Linked DNA regions of Mus musculus: region 2 is linked to region 1. Evidence: chromatin loops called from intact Hi-C (ENCODE). Cell type or tissue: heart. All regions are shown on one strand. Each heading gives the region's core, and the rest is flanking DNA. Links, peaks and the distances in the headings are about the cores only.

Evidence for each region. Peaks named below come from ENCODE experiments on the same cell type or tissue, not always from the same donor. Only the 100,000 strongest peaks of a DNase experiment are listed, where the experiment ranks them.
Region 2: it touches region 1 in a loop (2.8-fold over the local background); 2 of 42 quality-filtered maps call a loop at or near these places.

Annotation. Positions count from the first base shown.
Region 1 is chr3:57,734,069-57,738,463 of GRCm38, reverse strand. It overlaps Rnf13 (ring finger protein 13), which reads right to left and starts at 2,407. Exons shown (of 10, transcript NM_001113413.3): 1 at 2,264-2,407. In heart, for the core only: no CTCF peak of the experiment used is centred there; a DNase peak (open chromatin) is centred at 2,563; H3K4me3 peaks cover 2,147 bases; H3K27ac peaks cover 2,028 bases.
Region 2 is chr3:57,464,641-57,469,035 of GRCm38, reverse strand. The region is part of intron 4 of Wwtr1 (WW domain containing transcription regulator 1); the gene reads left to right. Among named protein-coding and RNA genes, the nearest start is that of Tm4sf4, 41 kb to the right of the region's middle. In heart, for the core only: a CTCF peak has its summit at 2,557; no DNase peak of the experiment used is centred there.

The DNA.
Region 1 (4,395 bases), core at 103-4,102:
TTAGCTCCTTGGGTACTTTCTCTAGCTCCTCCTTTGGGAGCCCTGTGATCCATCCAATAGCTGACTGTGAGCATCCACAAGTCAAACAGTGGAAATCACTACTTTGGCTTACTCATTTTGCTTTCAGCTATACATTATTAGTTCCTAACTTCAAAATGTCCAAAGTCATGTTTTATTTTAAAAGCCATGTTTTATTTTAAAAGCCAACTACTTTTAGTTAATACTAACATGACATAAGTATGTCATATGATTTTATCAAGCCAGTTAATACACAGTCTTAATAAAAACTACAAAACATAAAGTATCTTGCTCAACTCTATAAACCTACCCCAAGAGGCAAACACCTACTCTACCCTCACTTTGCTGAACTTAGTGCCCAAAAGCTGATATAAACTCTGTTAGCCTCAGATGCAGAAACATCAAAGGAAGTAAGCTGCAAGCTAGCAAGAAGCTAGGCTCCTCTAAAATCCTTACAGAAATAACAAGGATAAATGAGTAGTTAGCCCCAAACCTTCCCATATTCCATTTCCCTAAGCACGGACTTTATTCACATTACTTCCACTGCACATCGAGACACCATTTTGACTTCAGGTAAGGCAGAGGAAAACATACACATATGACTAAGACAACTAACTTTCCCTATACAAAGACTATAGTCTATATAATCAATTCAAGGAAGCATAACTATGATACAGACATATTTTATTTCATTTAATCTTCACAACTTCACCCTTTTTTCATTTTTTTTAACTTTCTCACTTATTGTGTGTGTATGACTTGGGAGGTAAGACATATACCACAAGGTTCATGTGGAGAGCCGAGGACAGCTTTGTGGAGTCAGTTCTCCCCTTCTTCCTCTATGTGGGTTCTGGAAATCTAATCCAGACCATTAGAACTGCAGGGCCAGCTCTACTACTCACCAAACATCTCACTAGCCCTTTCCATATTTACTGATGTCACCCAACACTGGAGGGTAAGTCTAGTCTGATTCCCAAATTTGAAACTCTTTGGAAACAGTTTTTTGTTTTGCTTTGCTTTGCTTTTTGCCTGATTCTACAATATTACACTTTATATCTTCCTCTTGACCCGCATAAAAACAAAAACAAAAACAAAAAAAAAACTATACCTGAAATTAACTCTATGGCCATAGATTATAAAAAGAAGAAAAAAGTCTATTAATGAATCCCTGTGGCCCTCCACACTCAACTCCTATTTAAAGACCACAGTCCTCTGAAATGAATTCTTTTTGACCCATTAAAAACTGTCTTTAAACAAGGCTTGATGGCTAGTAATTCCAGTACTGAGTAAGCTGAGGCAAAAGAATGGAAGTCTGAGATCAGACTGGGCTACATGTAAGGACCATGTCTCAAATAAATAAACAATGACCCTGTGGCCAATTAAACTCTCAAAAGTTCTTCCCTAAATCTTTAAATAGCCTGTCTCTACTGGCTCTTGGGAGGCACGGCCACTTTACTGTATTGTATCAGAAAGTGCAGCTGTCTTCTGGGCACTGCTGAAAGGAACGCAGTTTCCACTGGAACTGCTGCATCACTGGTAGAAAACAGTATAATCCAGGCAGGTTTGGGGCAGACATCAGCCTATAGCAGCTGCCCACGGTGCTGAAATTGAAGATTAAAATGGGAGTTATGGAAATTAACTACTGCCAGATTAGAAGAAAATAGGGCAATTGACCATAAGCAAGCAGAGAACATGCAGCAAAGTTGTTTCCCTCTCAGGGGCAGATCAATTCAATAAGCGTCCTTGCAAAAAAGTTCGGACTTCCAACATTGGGTAGGAAAAAAAAAAAAAAAGGCAGTATGTGGCCCTAGCAAGGTCACGTCCAAGCCTGTGAGCTGAGCTTTTACGGAAGGAAAGGGGAGTGGGTGAGAAAAGGAAGGAAGCAAGCGATGAGATTTTCTTCTTCTTCTTTTTAAAGACAAAACAGCCCGAGAGTATTTTCGCCGAGGACTTAAGAGGCAAGTCCTGGACTAGAGAAGTCTTCCAAGTATCTTTCCAGGCCACGGGGACCTCTGGAAGGGGCCGTGGGAAGCAAAATCCATAGCCCGACAACTTCAGATCTACCAGCCCGCAGGATGGGATGCTAAGGACTCCTCTCCCGCACGGGCCTGTGCTGTCACTGCACGTAGCAGAGGAGCCCGACCGTCCCCACCTCGGGCTACCGCACCCAGGCCGGAGTGGGTGTGTTCTCCCGGCCAGGCCCGACAACCCCCGCCTACCGCTGCGGAGCCACGCTGGTTCTTACCTGAAGTCCGCCCCCGGAACCTAGGCTCACGGCCACCCAAGAGAAGTCGCTACCCGGACTTCATGACTGAGTATCCGCACTGAGCCCCTACCCAAGCAAGTCGGAGAAGGGACCACAACAGCGGGCAAGCGGAAGTCCCGCCTCCCATGCCTCATTGGCCCATACTCGGAGGTAAAGAAATATTATTGGGCTGTGATGTTGCCCGTCACGGCCCCGCCCCTCTCGCGGAGTCGCGCAGCCTGCCTCTGCTGGGTTGGGAGAATTGCCCAGTTTTTGAGTGTCGTTCTGAACCGCGTGATACATCATCCCTATTAGGAACGGGGAAGATGAGGGAGGGACGGCTTTTGGAAGCCCTGGGTGCGGTGGAGAAGCCACCCTGGACTGCCCCAGCCTGATCCGCAGATGATTGGCTTGCAGAGTGAGGCCCTAGCGAAGGCTGTGTGTCTGAGTGGCCCGCAGCGATCCGAGGCCGAAGAGCCGCGAAGTGTCTTGCACCCTCCCGGGAGAGGGCCGATGAGGGCGGGGAACTCCGGGTGACGCCTTGCGCTGGAATCCAGGTCGGGTTAGAACTAACCGCCCGAGGTTTATGCAAGAACCACGAGGCCTGGCAGGGAGCCGGGCTGATCAGCTCACTGCTTGACTAGCCAAAGTCCAACCACGCGATTCAGTCCTCAAAACAGCCTTTCAAAAACCATGTCACCTTTTGAGGAACGAAAATCTCATCCCTTGAGTTCTCATACTTTTTCACCCCCTAGTCTGAAAAAGCAGAGTTCTTGGATTGAAATGACCTATTGGGCCATCAACATTAACAGCTCCTAAACTACTGCCTTTTGTTTTTAATGCGGTTTGATGCAAAGATTCTGACATGCCCTAATCGAACTGGCCCTAATAAAGCATCTTTGAGGCCCATACTGGCATCAAATATTTAATTAACATGTTTGGATTTTGGTTGTGGGGGGAGTTATTACAGGAATGTAAGTTGTTTATAGCCTCGTTTGCTTCAGGAGCCCTAAGTAGGTGGGGAACAAGAATAGAAAGATTTCCTATTCTTTTTTCTTGTGCCTTTTAAACTAGAATCTACTCTAAATACCACTCAAGCAATTTAAGAAAACAAATGTAAGGGATTGAAGATTGAGTTCACAGTCAGCACCCAGAGCACTTGCCTAGCAAGCACTAGACTCTGGGTTACAGAAAAGGGAGGGAACAAAAAAGAATCAGATTAGAATAATAAGGACCATCAAAAACATTTTCAGCTGCATAGCCCATAATTGTATAGTTAATGTATTTTTCATGTATTGGGAAGAAGACATTCACAACTATATAACTGTGCTTTGACAAAGTCATGAAGGTCGAGATTGGGAATATTGTTATGAAGGCTAGAGTACTATACAGAGAGGTGCTATATCTTTTGATGCATCTTTAATTAAATTCTCTCAAAATGGTTTTCTATATTAAATTAGATTTCTTCCATAATATAAAAGTTTTTTTAAGGACAAAAAATAAAGCCAGTTGCTAATTCCTTAAATAGAAACTCTTAAGAAGAGAACATTTTGCTTCTGTATTCAGTCTGCTCTGTAATCCATGGTAAATATATAGTTCTCTCAGAAATAAGCAAGGTAATGTATTTGTGTTGCACTTGGGCAGACTAATGGTGATATATATATATATATATATATATATATATATATATCCCTTGTATTGAATGAAGGCAAATTAGAAGATAGAGTGGAAAATAATATTTTCAATTGTCTTTTTTTCGAGAGCATGAAAATTTTAATAGAGTATATGATGATAAGAAAAAAAAAACACCAATTATTCCCTCCTAAAATCCAATCATCTGGATGTGATGGAATAGGCCTAAAATTCCAGCACTCAGGAGGATCTAAAGTTACAGGGCCTCTTTAGCTTTGTAGCCACTTCAAAGCCAGCCTAGGAAACATAAGACTGTCTTATTTACTATGACTGTGTGTTATAACCAAGGCAACTTATAAAAGCAAATGTTTAGTTGGGCCTTTGGTTTCAAGGGTTTATTAGCCAGGGTTCTCTAAAGTGACAGAACTTATAGAATGAACATATATGAATATATCAATATATGTGGGATTTATTAGAATGATGTAAAGGCTGCTGTCTAG
Region 2 (4,395 bases), core at 322-4,321, 270 kb after region 1:
CTAGATTGGGCAGGTTTGGTGCTATTTTAACTTACATCACTGTGGCTGTATAACCTAAATACTAAAGCTGGGTAAGATGTGTTTGGAGGAAGAGAGACCTGAAGTACTGAGATGTGGAGAAATCAGAGGCCTGTTTTAGACAGGGCTTGTGGTGCCCTGTGAATAGACCACAATAGTTAGCCTTTCTGTTGCCGTGATAAAATACCTGAAGCAGCTTGAAGGAGAAAAGAGTGTCTTACCAGCTACAGTCCATCCTTTAAGGAAGAAGCCAAGGCTGGAGGAGCCCAAAGCAAGAACCGAGGCAAGAACCATGGAGGAATGTTCTCCACTAGGCCGCTCAGCTTGCACTCCCACATCTGTCATCAATCAAGAAAGTGCCCCACAGGTCTGCCCACAGGCCAGTCTTACAGATGCAAGCTTCTCTTCCCAGGTGACTCTAGTTTGTGTAGGATGACGTAAACTAACCAGCACACCTGCCAAGACGAGAGAGGATGATAATTAGTTTTGAGCACTCTTCATGGTTGAGGTAAAGGTGGATGATTGCCCTTTTGCTTATAGAAGGGCTTCAGCTATCAGGTGACAGTCAAAAGCATTCTGATCTAGACTTTAATTACCCAGTTTTGATAAGGACATACTGGGGAGGTTGGTCCTTTATTTTTAGCCTTTGGTATTGTCCCCCACCCCCCAAATTTGTGGGCAGATATGGGGATTTTTTTTTTAACCTTTCAAAACAGGACTGTCTTACTTGGGTTTCTGTTGCTATGATAAAACACCATGACAAAAGAGCAACCTGGGAAGGATGGGCTTTATTCCATCTTATATTTATCCCATCACCTGCGGGAGGGCAGGGCAGGGCAGGGCAGGAACCTACAGGCAGGAGCCTGGCCTGTAAGAATGTGTTGTCTGGCTTACTCAGTCAGCCTGCTTTCTTGTATAACCTAAGACCTCCTACCTAGGGTAGTCCTGCCCTGCCCTCAGTGAGCTAGGCTGTCCTCCCACCAAGAAAATGCTCCAAAGACTCTCCTGTCAGCTATCTGATGGAGGCACTTTCTCAACTGAGATTCCTCTTTCCAGATGACTTTAACGTGTGTCAACTTGACAAAATAAAAACAAAACACAACAGTGGGAAACCAGGCAGGTAGAATTTTAAAAGTTCTAAATGTAGAACTATTATATTATAAAATACAACTCTCACCACTCTATAGTTAAACCTAATTTTAGGCAGTGTAAGTTTTCTTAGCCTTGTGATGAATTTTCACATTCTGATTTAATCTTTCAAAGGTGAAAGGTGACTAGGAGGAAACTCTTAGGTATCAAAGTGGATCTATTCCACACAACACTGAGGGATACTTTTAAAGTTATCTGCTTACACACTTATTTTTGTAGTTCTGGGGATGGAACCCATGGTTTTCCTTGTACCTCTTAGGCAAGTCCTTTACTGCCAGTGTCTTTATTTTGTCTTTAACCTGTGTTTTTGAGATTGGTATGTAGAACACAAGGTGAGGTGACATTAGATATCGATGCAGTGACTTCTGGAGCAAGCTCTGTTCTGAGCATCTTTGTCATAACAGCAGCATTTTGCACATGTGGTGTTATTATTCCCCCGCTGTGAGGTGGTAGGGGACAAAATTGTGAAATACCTCAATGGGACACAGCAAGGCCAGAATTCACATCCAAGTATTTGGTGCTGCTGTTTCTGTTACTGGCCACTTAGCACCGTGCATCTTATGTTAGGGACAGTGGAGGAGGATTCAGGTGAACTGTTAACTAGGCAGCGTGTGTACTAATTTGTGGTTGAAGGTGTGATTTTTTTCCTTTTATTTCTCATTTTGTTATCACCAGCATATTTTTTAAATGTTTCTATTTGAATAAATACTATTTCTTATTTACTTACTCAGAATGTATTTTATGGGTATCTACTACTACATACTTAACATGGTTACAGGTAGTGGGTGTGTAGGCATGAACATGGTGAATAAGATCCCTTCCTTCATGGGTCATTCATTGGGGAGGACAGATAAAACCCAAGTTGCTGTGAAGAAAATAGGTGCAGGTTAAAAGACAGACAGTCATGGGTGGTGGGAGGTGACCTTTTAGATAGGGGCAGGGAGGAGTGTCTTGATACCTGGCATTTGTAGGTTAGTAACTAAGGGAAATGGGCTTCGGTGGGACGTGTGTTCCAGACAGAGGGAATAATTGTATGGATTCAGGAGCTGGAAGCAATGTTAAAGCCAGACACTAAGATTGGGAGACTGTATCAGAGCCAGGCTGGGATGGTTTTTTGGCCACTGGGCTACAGGCAAGATGTGACTCCACTATCCATCCTGGTAGGGTAGGAAGCAGAGGTCTTCCTTATATTTAGCTGTTCTTTGGAATGGTCTGTGACCCAAGAATAATCGTACAATAATCTTAAACAAGTCATTCCATTGCATTGTTAATAATAAATGGTCCGATTTATTTACTTTTTTAATGCTGTTAGGGTTAAAAGAGCCCTCTGCAGTCTCTTGCATTTTGTTAGTTACTTGAAGAAGGTAGAAACATGATCCAGTGAGACCCCTACAGACAGGATATAGCATTTCCTCTTTTGGTGACTTGGAGACTGGTGTAACTAGTTAGGACCCAATGATGAAGAATGGGATAGCACTTCTCTTGGATTTAAAATGTGGAAAAGCAGTGAGCATCTCCCATCCGCATTCTACAGGTTCTTACCCTTTGTTATATAGTCTTTATTTATTTTTTCTTGGTTAGCATACAAAGAAATGGATTTCATCCTGACATTTTCATACATATATATTATGCTTATTTACCCCTCACTACACTCTGACATCTTTCTACTCACCCTCTCGATTGTAACCTCCTTCCTTCCAAGAAGTTCCCTTTCCTGCTTTTAAGAAAGTTTTTACTTTATCTTTTATTTAGTGCATGTGTGAGCACACTTGTGCCATAGTACACATGTGGCGATCAGAGGGCAACTTTCAGGAGCTGATTTCTCTCCACTTGGTTAATAGGAAATGCAGCTATTCTTGGAGGGAGGGAGGGAGGGAGGGAGGGGAGGAGGGAGGGAGAGAGAGAGAGAGAGAGAGAGAGAGAGAGAGAGAGAGAATATGAGAATGAATATGTGTGTGCACTATTAGATAGTGAGGCTATTAGCCAAAGGATTCTTGTATTTGCTAGAATATAAATCACTGACCAGTTGTTTTCATGCCAAGAGGTTCAGCATATGTGAGTGCTTGTAAGAGTTTGTGGTAGTCTCAAGTTTACTCACCCCAGGTTCAAGCTTTGCCTTCTGCAGGAGACTTTCAGGAAAGCCTTATTGGATAGTTTCCAATCTCCATTTGTTTTCCCCTTCCCTTCTCCCTCTTGCTCTGGCCTCGCTTGCTCTGGCCCATAGGTTTTTTTTTATTTGTTTCTCATTACAGATGGTTGTGAGCCACCACATGATTGCTGGGATTTGACCTCATGATCAACAAAAGAGTAGTCAGTGCTCTTAACCACTGAGCCATCTCACTAGCCCTCAAATCTCCATTTTTAACTTGCTTTTTTGTGTATTATTGAATGAAATGCATTCTCATTACTTGCGTCAAGATAAACAGAAGGACCAGGGGCCCTTTCTTGCCAGTTATTTTATTCCTCCTCATATCAACAGTGTAGTTTCTTAACAGACCTTTCATGGTTTGTAACTTATACCACCATAGTAAGTACTAGTAATGGTACAGTGAACACAAGAACTTTTACCAGCTAGAACAAGAGTTTTCTAGCTGGTAACTTCATTGTCTAAACAGCAATACTTTAACCTTCATGTTGCATGTAGCTTTTGCTACTCCGCCTATGCTCTGGGAATGCGCTGAGCTACCAGCCCCTGCCCAGTTTCCCTCGAATCCATGGATAAAAAACATGGATACACACAGTTGTTCAAGTCCCCCTTGCCTTTTTGGCACAATTGCTGGGTGCTACTTGTCTCCTGCCTGGAGAAGCATGTCTTTATCAATACTCTTAGCTCTGCACCTCTCCACCTGCCCTCAACTTTAGTTGCTCTGTTACATCTGGTCCCAGCTAAATACTCCCAACCACCGGCCTGTAGGAGCAGCCCATGGCCACTGCATCCGAGATCTCACAAGGCTGGTCACCTTTTCTCCCTCAGAAGCATAGTGAACACTCCCCCCAGGCCCAATCCTTTGTGTCTGTCTGCTTGCCTCCAGGGACCCAGAAGTTCTGCCTGTTCCTTCTGCCCAGCAATTGGCCCATGACTTCATTACTGACAGATCAAGAACCAATTGGGGAACAGGACCTTAGCATCAGAACCATCCCTATACCATCACATGAAGAGATCTAACCAACATCCTAGAACTCATATAGCCAGAATGTTCTCTTTCATGGTTTATGAATTTTAAGGGT